Linked DNA regions of Homo sapiens: regions 2, 3 and 4 are each linked to region 1. Evidence: chromatin contacts called from ENCODE Hi-C or POLR2A ChIA-PET data. All regions are on one chromosome and are shown on one strand. The core of a region is the stretch at or near the end of the contact, and the rest is flanking DNA. Distances in the headings are between cores, read along the strand shown. Region 1 holds the start of PALD1 (phosphatase domain containing paladin 1). Region 2 overlaps LRRC20 (leucine rich repeat containing 20). Region 3 holds the start of LRRC20 (leucine rich repeat containing 20). Region 4 holds the start of PRF1 (perforin 1).

Evidence for each region. A loop is a pair of places that touch in the nucleus more often than their neighbours do. ChIA-PET counts read pairs that join two places held with the same protein, here RNA polymerase II (POLR2A). Pooled maps may share reads with other maps.
Region 2: a loop to region 1 is called in a pooled map, with 4 times the contacts of the local background. The contact joins the enhancer-like site here to the promoter of PALD1 in region 1. A Hi-C loop is called at or near these places in 2 of 50 pooled maps. POLR2A ChIA-PET finds 5 or more read pairs at or near these places in 2 of 52 experiments (activated CD4-positive, alpha-beta T cell and activated CD4-positive, alpha-beta memory T cell).
Region 3: a map of CD8-positive, alpha-beta T cell shows a loop between it and region 1 (4-fold over the local background). The contact joins the promoter of LRRC20 here to the promoter of PALD1 in region 1. A Hi-C loop is called at or near these places in 4 of 168 maps with a recorded cell type or tissue (CD8-positive, alpha-beta T cell, PC-3 and naive thymus-derived CD4-positive, alpha-beta T cell) and 11 of 50 pooled maps. POLR2A ChIA-PET finds 5 or more read pairs at or near these places in 3 of 52 experiments (K562, PC-3 and WTC11).
Region 4: a loop to region 1 is called in a map of naive thymus-derived CD4-positive, alpha-beta T cell, with 15 times the contacts of the local background. The contact joins the promoter of PRF1 here to the promoter of PALD1 in region 1. A Hi-C loop is called at or near these places in 1 of 168 maps with a recorded cell type or tissue (naive thymus-derived CD4-positive, alpha-beta T cell) and 6 of 50 pooled maps.

What each region holds. Positions count from the first base shown.
Region 1 is chr10:70,477,517-70,480,216 of GRCh38, forward strand. PALD1 (phosphatase domain containing paladin 1) reads left to right here and starts at 1,251. Exons shown (of 20, transcript NM_014431.3): 1 at 1,251-1,543. RefSeq lists silencers at 867-936, 1,137-1,586 and an enhancer at 2,581-2,700.
Region 2 is chr10:70,354,287-70,356,986 of GRCh38, forward strand. All of the region lies in intron 2 of LRRC20 (leucine rich repeat containing 20), which reads right to left. Among named protein-coding and RNA genes, the nearest start is that of LRRC20, 27 kb to the right of the region's middle. RefSeq lists enhancers at 1,060-1,159, 1,380-1,589. Within about 2 kb of position 1,290, at least 7 of the 41 ENCODE cell types and tissues checked have a DNase peak (open chromatin) inside an H3K27ac peak, as active enhancers do.
Region 3 is chr10:70,381,352-70,384,051 of GRCh38, forward strand. LRRC20 (leucine rich repeat containing 20) reads right to left here and starts at 1,274. Exons shown (of 5, transcript NM_001278212.2): 1 at 1,198-1,274. RefSeq lists enhancers at 485-1,104, 949-1,148, 1,679-1,778 and a silencer at 1,179-1,548.
Region 4 is chr10:70,601,334-70,604,033 of GRCh38, forward strand. It overlaps PRF1 (perforin 1), which reads right to left and starts at 1,408. Exons shown (of 3, transcript NM_001083116.3): 1 at 1,312-1,408.

The DNA of each region.
Region 1 (2,700 bases), core at 1-2,500:
TGGAGCTGAGGACAAGTCTTCCCTGGGCCTGTTTCCTCATTTGTTAAAATAGGGATCAGAAAAGTACCGACCTTATAACTTCGCGAGGCACTTAAGAGCTAGGTGCTAGGGACATGGTGAGACCACCACAATGAGTGATTTCTCTTGTCTTCAGTTATTCTTAGGGGTCATGGGGAATGTGTTCCCCTCTCCCAGCCCAGCGCTCTCCAGCCTGACAGAGGTGGGGCCTACACTGCCTGCATCCTGGGGCAACCCCAGCTCGCCGAAATCCAGCTCCAGTCCTGAATGGGGGTGAGGCAGGTGGTAACAGGTGAGAAAAAAGGATTTCCCGAGTGTGGAGCAGCGAGAGGGAGGAAGTGACTCACCAACCACAACAAAGCCTATCTCTCCGCGAGGAAGCACAGCGAAGAGTGAACGCACGCACGTGGGTGCGTTCACCCACGTGCTCGCGGGGGCGTGCGGGGCCGTCGGAGTGGGCCGGGCTGGCTGCCGCCTAGTGCTAGTCCGCGCGTGTGGGGTGAGGAGTGGTGGGGGGGGCAGGCCTATGGTGCGGGTCACTGCCTGGAGCCGCATGATGGGTGGGGGCGGAGGGACCCCTCTCCATCCAAAGCTCTGCTCTGCTGTTCCCCTCTCACCTCTGGGGGCCGAGGGGCGCGTTTCCTTAGGACCCCGGGGCGTGGGAGAAGCCCCTGCTTGGGGGGACCGTCTGCTGTTTAGGGGCTCCCCTTCGACACGTGGGAGGCAAAAGTGCAGAGCGCACCATCATCCAGCTCCGGCCGCACTGCACAGCGAGGCCGGCCCGGAGCCCGGATGCTGGGCTCGGTCCCGCCGAGGCTCGGCCTGGCTGTAAAGCAGAGGGGGGCGAGGGAAGCCGGGCCAGCGGGTGTCGCGGGTAGCCGGCGTCCGGGACGGGGTGTGGCGCCCAGAGCGCTGCTGCCTCTCGCAGCCAGGAGGCTGGATGTCGGGTTTGGGTGTCTTCCAGAAGGAGCCGCACTAGCGACGAGGGAAGAGGAACTGGCTTCCCGGGCAGTCTCCCCCGCCCCAAACTTTTCCTCCTCGCGGAGGGTGGGCGGGCGGAGGGAGGAAGCGCAGCCGGGGAACGTGGCGCCCGCGTTCCTCCCGCCCGGGGGCTGCGGCTGGGCTGAGTGTGTCTTTAAATCTGAGCCCCCCGCCCCTCGCGGTGGGGCCGGGACTCGCGGTCCGGGCGGGGGCGGGCGCGGTGATTGGCGGCCGGGTCGGGTCCGCCCCTCGGCGTTGGGTAGCGGGGCGCTGGGGAGCAGCGCGGCGCGCACGGGCCGGGGCGCGCAGGTCCCGTCGCCGGTGAGCACGGGCTCCCTCTCGCGTGGCCTCGCCGGGTCCGCCTGGCCTGCCCACCTCCGGAGCCACCTCTGCCCCCGCATGGGCTGGCGAAGTTGGGAGGAGCGAGCTGGAGCCAGAGCGCGCGCCGGGCGCGCCCCGTCGCTGCCTGACTCGGCGCCCGCAGTTCGGGCGCAGCACGCCGGCCGCAGGAGCACGGATGCCCCCCGGAGCCGCGGGCTGGCAGGTACCGAAGTGTCCTGCCCTGGGGCTGGCGAGGGGAGGGCAAATCTGGAATCCCCCGGGCACCCCCCAGCCCGAGGCTGCTCCAGACACCAACTCCCCATCCTTTGGAGAGGTGAGGTCCTGGGCCTTCACCCCACACCCGCTCAGGATTGGTCCCTGGGAGGCAAGAGGGACTCACAGGGAGCAGTTGCTGGGTGGTTGTGTGTGTTGGACCCTGGGCTACCCCCTCTCCCGAGTTCCCTGGGTTTGGTGTAGGCATGGCCTGGTGACAATTCCACTTTTCATTGCCAGACCTGGGAGCATGGCCAGGAGCTAGGGTTTCCCGCGAAGTTAGGGGGAGATTGGGGAGAGGGAAGCCGCTTCATGACCGAGATGGGGTCCTGGGACTCATCTCTAGGGGGCGTGAGGCCCTCAGACCCAGGACGAGTCCAGAAGTCTCAGCGGGCACAGGCTTTGATTCTTGGCCCAGTCTGGCCCTCTTCCTCTGTAGGCCCGGGTCTCCAAGGAGAGTACGTTTTTCAGTTTCAGAGGGTTTTCCTGAAGGGGCAGTAACCTGTCAGAGAGAGAGTGGCCTATGGGAGACCCGGCTCCTGAAGGTGGCCGGGATGGTTGGAGCCCTTTCTCTTGGGTTGTCAGAGATGGGAGTAAAGCTTCATGGCCCAGGGAATCTTCTGGGCATCTCTACTCTCCCAGCCAGAGGCCCAGGAACCAACTCCTTGGCTTCTGGGTAGAGTAACCTGAACCCAGTGGCCGAGCACCTCTTAAATGCCAGGAAGGGCACTGGGCCGTGCCCCTGGAATGTGTGGATGGAGGAGGATTTGGAGGATTCTGTCCTCAGGAGGCTCAGCCCCTGGGGGCAAGACAGGACATAAACACACAAAGTTCCCCGATACAGGGTTTCAATACCAGTCCTGAACTGGTAATAGTGGAAAGCCAAGAGGCTACACACCATTAATTGCTATGTGAGTAATGTAGGCTGCGAGAGTGCCAGGGCAGCAGAGATCCAGTTCCATGCAAGCAAGCAAATGTGCTGAAATGTTCCAGCTCCATGCCCGCCCTTCCTTATTACCTTGCTCCAAGGGCAGGGAGCAGCAGGGGCGCTGAGGAGGTTCTCCTGCACTCATCCCCACCCACTCCCAGGTTTGTTTGTTTCCTGCT
Region 2 (2,700 bases), core at 40-2,539, 120 kb before region 1:
CCTCTCAAACTAAAGTGTGACACCTGGGGACACTGCCAACGTGCAGATTCTGATGCCACATGTCTAGGTGGGGCGTAAGAGTCTGCATTTCCACCCAGCAGGTCCAAGGACCACACTAAGTAGCAAGGGCTACTCCAGTGCAGTGGTTCTCCAAGGGCATCAGCATCACCCACAGCATTAGCATCACCCCAGAACTTGTCAGAAAGGCACATTCTCAGGCACCACCCCAGTCCCACAGAATCAGAAACTCTGGGGGTAAGGCCCAGGCATCTGTGTTTTAGCTGAAGCATCACTGGCCTAGAGGGGCCAGGCCTCCTCCTGATGTAGCTGCTTCCTGTATTGATGATGATAATGGGGTGGTAATGACAGTAACTGAGTGCTGGCTGCTCCTGCCTGCCTAAGGGCATGAGGTTTACACGCTCATGGAAATTTTTTGTGCCCTGGGTTCCTCCTGCTTCCCCTCTGAGCAGACTATTTCAGGACAGAGCAGCAGAGACAGAGTCTCTTCACTCTCTTCTCTCGCTTTGTTCATGCTTCTGGTACTCAGAGGCACACGTGACCCTCGGTGTGGAGGCCGCCCTGGGCTGTAACTCAGGAGGCCTAATTCTTATCCCAGCCCCTCCACTATCAGCCAGGGGGAGCTCAGAGACACTACTTCTTCATGGGCCTTGTCCCCTCATCTGTAAAATGAGGGTTTGGACTAGATGATTTGGGGTCTCAACCAGACCAGACATCCTCTGACTCCATGATTCTACTAAACAAAGGCTCTTCAGACAGCCCTCTGTCAAACAGGAGCCCCCCATGACTTGAGCTGCCAGTCTCTGAAATGTCACTCAATTTCCAAAGTAGGGACACACAGGATGCAGACAGCGAGCAAAACAACTGCTCATCAAGGGATCGTGCCGTGCATCACTGGGCACAATTAGGCATCACTTTAACAAAGCTGTTTGTTGTAGTGCTTACAGAGCTGGCTGGCTCTAAAAGGCTTAAGACAAAAAGCAGCCGGACTTGCTCCCTCTTGACAAATCCCCTCCCCCAGGGACAACCACTTTCAGGTCTTTGGGGGTGTTTTACTCCCGATCTCTAGAGCAATGTTTCTGAGCCTGTTTCCTGTCTCATGCCCCTTATAGAGAAAAGGGCATGGGAGGAAGAGCTCACCGAGGACCACATACGTCCAGAAAGTCCCACCGCAATAGCACACACAGCTACTGGGCCCGGGAGGGTTGTCGGGAAGAGAAGGGCAGAAAGGCACTTCGGGAAGGCGCGTCTTCTGAGACGTGGGGAAACCACTCAACTTGAAAGTGCCAGTGGGTTTAGGGGGATTTTTTTCTTTCACTTCCTATTTCATGGACTTGTATATTGTGCAAGAGTTTTACAAGCACTTAATGACTTCTTACAAATATCTCCAGTTTAAAGAAAGGAACATCCCCAACATGCAGTGACCCTTGGGGTATGTTTTTCCTCAAACGCCCAAAAACCTGGATCAGTGGAGATGGGTGTTGATGGGGACATAGGGAACAGAGCTAAAGTCCTGCCAGGGCAAAGCTCACGGGAGCTGCTGGGGAGAGCAGCCGCACGCTCAGAGGGCTGTGTGGACACCCCTCTGACAAACGCACACACGAATCCTGCATCTCAGAGGTGCCTTCTCACGTCCTGCTGCAGAAGCCCCTGCCTCTCTAGGAAATAATGTGCTACAGAGAGTTGGCCTCAGAGAAGAAAGCTGAGCATGAGGCCCTCCAGCCAGTGGCTATCATACTCAGTCAGAATAACTTCTAACCACACAAGAGACCTAGAAAGCAATATCTTCTTCTCAGAATCCAAATTGAATCCTTTCTTGGGCCAACTCTTTCTTGCTGTGGGACCTCAGGCAAGTTACTTAACTCCAATCTCAGTTTCTTCTTCAGTAAAGTGAGGACAAGAGCTCTTTCAAAAACCTGTATGCAATCTGGGCATGGTGGCTCACGCCCGTAACCCAAGCACTTTGGGAGGCCAAGGTGGGAGGATCACTTAAGTTCAAGAGTTCAAGACCATCCTGGGCAACACAGTAAAACCCTGGTTCTATAAAAAATACAAAAAGTAGCTGGGTGTGGTAGTGCATGCCTGTAGTCCCAGCTAGCTACTTGGGAGGCTGTGGTGGGAGGATCGCTTGAGCTTGGGAGGCAGAGGTTGCAGTGAGCCAAGATCATGCCACTGCACCCCAGCCTGGGCAACAGAGCCAGACCTTTTGAGACTTTGTCTCAAAAAAATAAAAACAAATAAATAAAGTTTTAAAACCTGTATGTAGTGCTGGGCAGAGTAGCTCACACCTGTAATCCCAGCACTTTGGGAGGCCGAGGCGGGCAGATCACGAGGTTAGGAGTTTGAGACCAGCCTGGCCAATATGGTGAAACCCCGTCTCTACTAAAAATACAAAAATTAGCAGGGTGTGGTGGCAGGTGCCTGTAGTCACAGCTACTCAGGAGGCTGAGGCAGAAGAATTGCTTGAACCCAGGAGGCGGAGGTTGCAGTGAGCCAAGATCGCGCCACTGCACTCCAGCCTGGGCAACAGAATGAGACTCCACCTCAAAACAAAACAAAACAAAAAACAAAGCAAAACAAAAAAAAACACCTGTATATAAATGTTCACAGCAGCATTTTCACAATAGTTGAAAAGTGGAGACAATCCAAATGTCCATCAGCTGATGAACAGATAAAGGACAT
Region 3 (2,700 bases), core at 24-2,523, 96 kb before region 1:
TTGTCCTGCTTTGGGGGAGCTGGCAATACAGCCCTCCTGTCCCTATAACCTGGTTTCACCTGGACTCAGGCTGGCTGGGGGAGGGGTGATTTTTGCTTAAACCCTGACCTGGCCCCCTGACTCCAGCCCTTACCATCAATAACTCTACCTTATCTGCAGTCCGGAGACCTCTGCAAAGGAGCCGCTGCGACAGCCCGTCCCCACCATCTGCTCCTATATTTAGTTACTGGTGTTGTCAGTTGGGAACGTTAGAGCCTGGCAGGGGCTCGGATGGGCAACCGGAGCCTCCGGAGCCATGTGTGCAAGCTGGCCCTACCGCTGGCTCCAGCCCGGGCTCTGGACCATGCCAAGCCGGGGAGCGGGTGGGGAGGTGAGGAGCGACCCAAATAGTCCCAAACCCCCCTTCAGATCAGAACGAAGTTGACCCACTTCCCCACCCCAGGGAAAGAAGCCCGCTGGGACGTGAGCGGGACCTGCTGGCGCCTTGTTTTTGTGGCATGGGGTTCGGGAAGCTCAGCGCGTGCTCCCTCGCTAACATCTAGGCATCCTCGGACTGAGCCTCCAGCACTACGCGCGGTAGCCAGGCAAGGGTCCCCCAGCCCCGCGTGCCAGGATCCGCCTCACCCCCGGTGCCTGCAGCCAATGGCACCTCGTCCGCTGGCCCGGCAGGCGGGGACTGGGAGAATAAAGCTGGCAGAGGGAAGAATGGTAGTGATCGCAGAGGCCCCGGGGCTCCCACGCTGCCCGGAGGCCGAGAGGCACGCTCTGGAGCAGGCGTCTGCAGCTCCCCAGAGCGGAAGCAAACCCCGAAAGTGTCGCTTCGGGGACGAAATGCACAGCAGCCTCTCCAAGCAAGGGCGCCTCCCGCGAGGAATGGAGGCCCGCCTGGGAGCGGTTCTCCGAGCTCCCTATTCCCTGGCACCTCTGCACCCACTCCCCTGAACCATCGGGGTCCAGGTGCAGTGAGCAAGCAAGAGCCCGCGCATGCCGAGCCCCTTGGCACCGCCAGAGCCTCCGCTGGTGCACCGCTGCTCTTTTCCACCGGGTGACCTGGGGGAGGGGAGGGGACGCTGCAAAAATCGGAACACTTCTCGCCCTCTCTCCCCCAGCCCCTGCAACGCTTGACCTCGGACTACATTTACTTTGCGGGGCAAGAAGCGTGTGGTCCCGCTCCGGGCCGCTTTTGGCTCCACTTACGGCGACAATGCCTCCTAGCGCCCTGCGCAGCGCAGTCACGCTCCCTCCGCCGCCGGCGGCGCCCCAGGCGAGTTCCGAGCCGGCGGGGCGGGGCGCGCGGGGCTGCGGGATCTGCGCGCGCGGCCACTCCGCCAATCCCGGCGCCAGGACCGGCGCCGCGGCGGGAGCAGGCTGGGCTCGGGATGCGCTCAGCCAATCAGTGGGGGAGCGGCGCGCGCGGGGGTGGCGCGCGGAAGGGCAGCCCGCGCGCTCCCGGCCGCAGGGAGTAACCGCTTTGTGTGCTGCTTCTAGAGGGAGAACGCCTGAGGGGGCGGAGATACAGAGTGGGACGCGCAGTACATCCCAGGATCTCTAGGACCGGGGCTCCAGATTGGGTTTTCTCGAGGGAATGGAGTTGAATTAGCCAGATCAGGGATACTTTGAAACACGTGAACATGGAGCATAGGGAAATTTTCCTATGATGACTTCGGGTGCCCATTGAGGTTTTTAGTATATGCAAGGCCCTGTGTCTCGGCCCTGCGTCTCCAATCCTAATGTTCTCATCTATAAAATATGACTTGAGGGCGGGGCGCGGCGACTCACGCCTGTAATCCCAGCACTTTGGGAGGCCGAGGTAGACGGATCACCTGAGGTCGGGAGTTCGAGACCAGCCTGGCCAACATGGCAAAACCCCCGTCTCTACTAAAAATACAAAAATTAGCCGGGCGTGGTGGCAGGCGCCTGTAGCCGCAGCTACTCGGGATGCTGAGGCAGGAGAATCGCTTGAACCCGGGAGGCGGAGGTTGCAGTGAGCCGAGATGGGCACTCCAACCTGAGTGGACAGAGTGAGACTCTGTCTCAAAGAAAAAAAAAAGAATATTTAATTCCGCCTCTAGGGGGTCTAGGCAGTCAAAGAACACACATTCCCTTGGGCCTCGATGGATGTTAAGGGTTACTTATGCCCTCTCCACCCCCAACAATATGTTAAAGTTCATCAGAATGTGATCTTATTTGGAAGTAGGGCCGTTGCAGATGTAATGAGTTAAGGTCATGCTGGAGTAGGGCGGGCCCCTAATCCACTGAGACTGGTGTCGTTGTAAGAGAAGAGACACAGAAGAGACGCACAGGGAGAACCACCTGTGGTGATGGCGGCAGGGATCAGCTGATGCATTTCCAAGGCCAGGAGTGCCAAGCACTGCCAGCAGGGACCAGAAGCTAGGAACGGGCAGGGAATAATTCCTCCTTCAGAGCCTCCAAAAAGGAACTAACCCTCCAGACACCTTGATTTTGGACTTAATAGCTTCCAGAGCTGTAAGTGAATAAATTTCTGTTGCCACCCAGTTTATGTCCATTTGTTATAGCAGCCCTAGGAAAAAACTACAATAGGTTAGTAGGAATAAAGAGAAGAGGATGATAAATATCTCCAAAGTAAGTCTTTTGAAACTGATTGCTTAGTATATGCAAAGCCTTGTGTCTTGGGGTATACTGACATGAATCAGACACAGACCCTGCCCTCAAGGGGTT
Region 4 (2,700 bases), core at 158-2,657, 120 kb after region 1:
ACAAGCCACCCTTTGCCCACCCTGACTCTCACTCTGTTTCTTTGTCTCTGTCACTCTCTCTAACCTCTCTCCCTCCCACTGAGCCCTTAACAGAATTGGAAGAGAAATGAGGTCCTATATTGCACCTATTCTTCTCATTTTCCCTTTGGGGCTCTCCCTCTGAGCTTTATGGAATAACATCAGCCCGAATTCTAGAATAAAATCTGCCGACCTGGCCAGGTGTGGTGGCTCACACCTGTAAACCGAACACTGTGGGAGGCAGAGGCAGGTGGATCACTGGAGGTCAGAAGTTCGAGACCAGCCTGGCCAACGTGGTGAAACCCCCTCTTTACTAAAAATACAAAAATTAGCTGGGCATGGTGGCGGGTGCCTGTAATCCCAGCTACTTGGGAGGCTGAGACAGGAGAATCGCTTGAACCCAGGAGGCGGAGGTTGCAGTGAGCCAAGATCGTACCACTGCACTCCCGCCTGGGTGATAGAGTAAGACTCTGCCTCAAAAAAAAAAAAAAAAAGGGGCAGACCTGACCACACCCTTGGATTTTGTGTGGGGAGAGGCCTCGATGGTTGCTCTTCAGATCCTTTCTTGCTGCCCCTCCCCTCTTTGCCACTCCCTGCCAAGCTCTGTGGCCTTCGGCAGTGACAGGGGCCCCCCTATTGCCTACTATGGACAATGATTGTCTGGAAGGTTCTTCCTAATTTTAAGGTGTTTCTGGGGCCTTGCCTGGGCCTGTTTATGATCTGGAACCTCCTTTCTCTAACCTTACCCAAGCCTAACCTTATCCAAGCTGAGCTCTTCAAAGGCCTTTGCCCTTGGGTACCACAGGTTCTGAGACAAGAGGGCTATGGAGAGCCCCCATTATAGCTGGAGCCTCCTGCCCTGCCCAAAGGTGTGACTTGAAGGGTGGAATTTCAGGCAGCGTGGCTCGCCCCAGGGAGGCAAAGAGGCCAGGGGAATCTTCAAAGGCCCTGGGCTCATCCCAGCTAGGAGGCGGGCACAGTCATAACCCTAATCCAGTGAACTCAGCCCTCATCCTGACTCTCATGGTATTCTGTCCCAGGGAGCCTCTTTCCAGCTTTCTTAGAAGCTTTAATGTCAGCACTTGCAGGGCCTTAGAAACTGCACGCTACCTCTTCATTTCATACATGAGGAAACTGAGGCCCAGGGTGGACACAGGGCTGCCCAGCGAGTTAGTGATGGGCACCGTCTGTGACCCAGGTGTCTTGTCTTATAGGTCACAGCACTTCCTGCTCCATCAGCCTCTTCCCCTCCACCCAGGGCCCCAGGCCCCCCAATCCCTGCTCTCTCCTTACCTGGAATCCCGTATAGAGAAGCGGCTACACAGATGGATATCCTCTCTTCACCGAGGCTCCTGGAATGGTGGCATCAGCCCCCCAGGCAGCCCACTGTGGCTCCTTGCACCAGCCACCACTCACATCACTTCTACTTCCTGCCCCGCCCCCAGCTGTGGTCACAGGTCCTTTGTGCTCTCCCCTCCCACAAGCACCCACCCTGTCCTCAGCCCTCATCCGGCTCCCCACTGACAGCCCTCAGGAAGCGAGCAGCAGGGCCAGAGGCTCATCTGCCGAGTAGAGCTGCTGGGGCTCGGGGACTCAGGGCACACAGGCGGAGGAGGGCGGGGCGCTGAGGACTTTGAGACTCGGCCCTGGTGTTGATGAACAGGCCAGCAGGGCCATCTCCTTGCTTCTGATGCACAGCATCGCATGTGTGGGATGTAAGAGGCAAGCAGAGGCGGCGGCTCAGAGCATGGGCCTACACGCCAGACCGCCGGGGCTTGGGCAGCTCGGTTATGCACCAGCAGTGTGGACTGGTAGGGTTCTTCAGCCTCACTGTGCCTCAGTTTCTTCACTGAACAATTGGGATTGTAGGTCATGTAGACCCTAGGGGTTGTTGTGAAGTGCTTGGAACTGTGCCTGGCCCTTCTTGAGTGTCAGAGCCTGTGGCCATTCCCTCCTCCCTGAGTGGGAGAAGAGAGATGTTGCTCTAATCTTGCCATCCACTTCCTGCTCAACCTACATCCCACCCTAGCCCAGGCTCCGAACTCCAAGCATGTTCCTCGAACAGGGGCTCCTGCTCCTCGCTTTGTGAGGACAGCCAGTGGCCTCCACGCTGGCTCCAGCCCTGCTGAGGTCGTGGGTGCTGGTGAGAGTGGTCTGGTAGCACCGGAGGACATGTCTTCTGCACTCTGCCTTGCTTGAGGTCAGGGTGGGGTGAGGTTTCCATGGGTGGAGTGACTCACAGGGCACTGGGGGGCAAAATCACACGGCTTCTGGGGTGGGGGCAGCTGGGTAAGGGAGGAGGTGGTTCTCACAACTTGTTCTCATAACTGTGTATATGATGGGAAGAAGTGGCCGCAGGCTCCAGACCACATGTGACATCATGTCTCATGGGTCACACTTTGGGGCTCATCCCTTGCGTTTATGTCCCTGCTTCCGTCCCTGCTCTTACAGGAACAGGGGCTTATGCTGTCTTCTCGGAATCTGGCCCCATCTTCTCTCCGCAGTGTCCCCACCCTCTTCTAGAAACTGCAGCCTCCTGATCACTTTCCAGCTGTCACCCATGGCCTGACTTGGATGCTGAGGCTGTGAGGAGTTTCTTTCCTGACCATGACAGGAAGGCCGGTTTGAGGGACATAGAAGTCCTGCAAAGTATCTGCGGGAAAAGAGAGGCAAAGTCTAAAC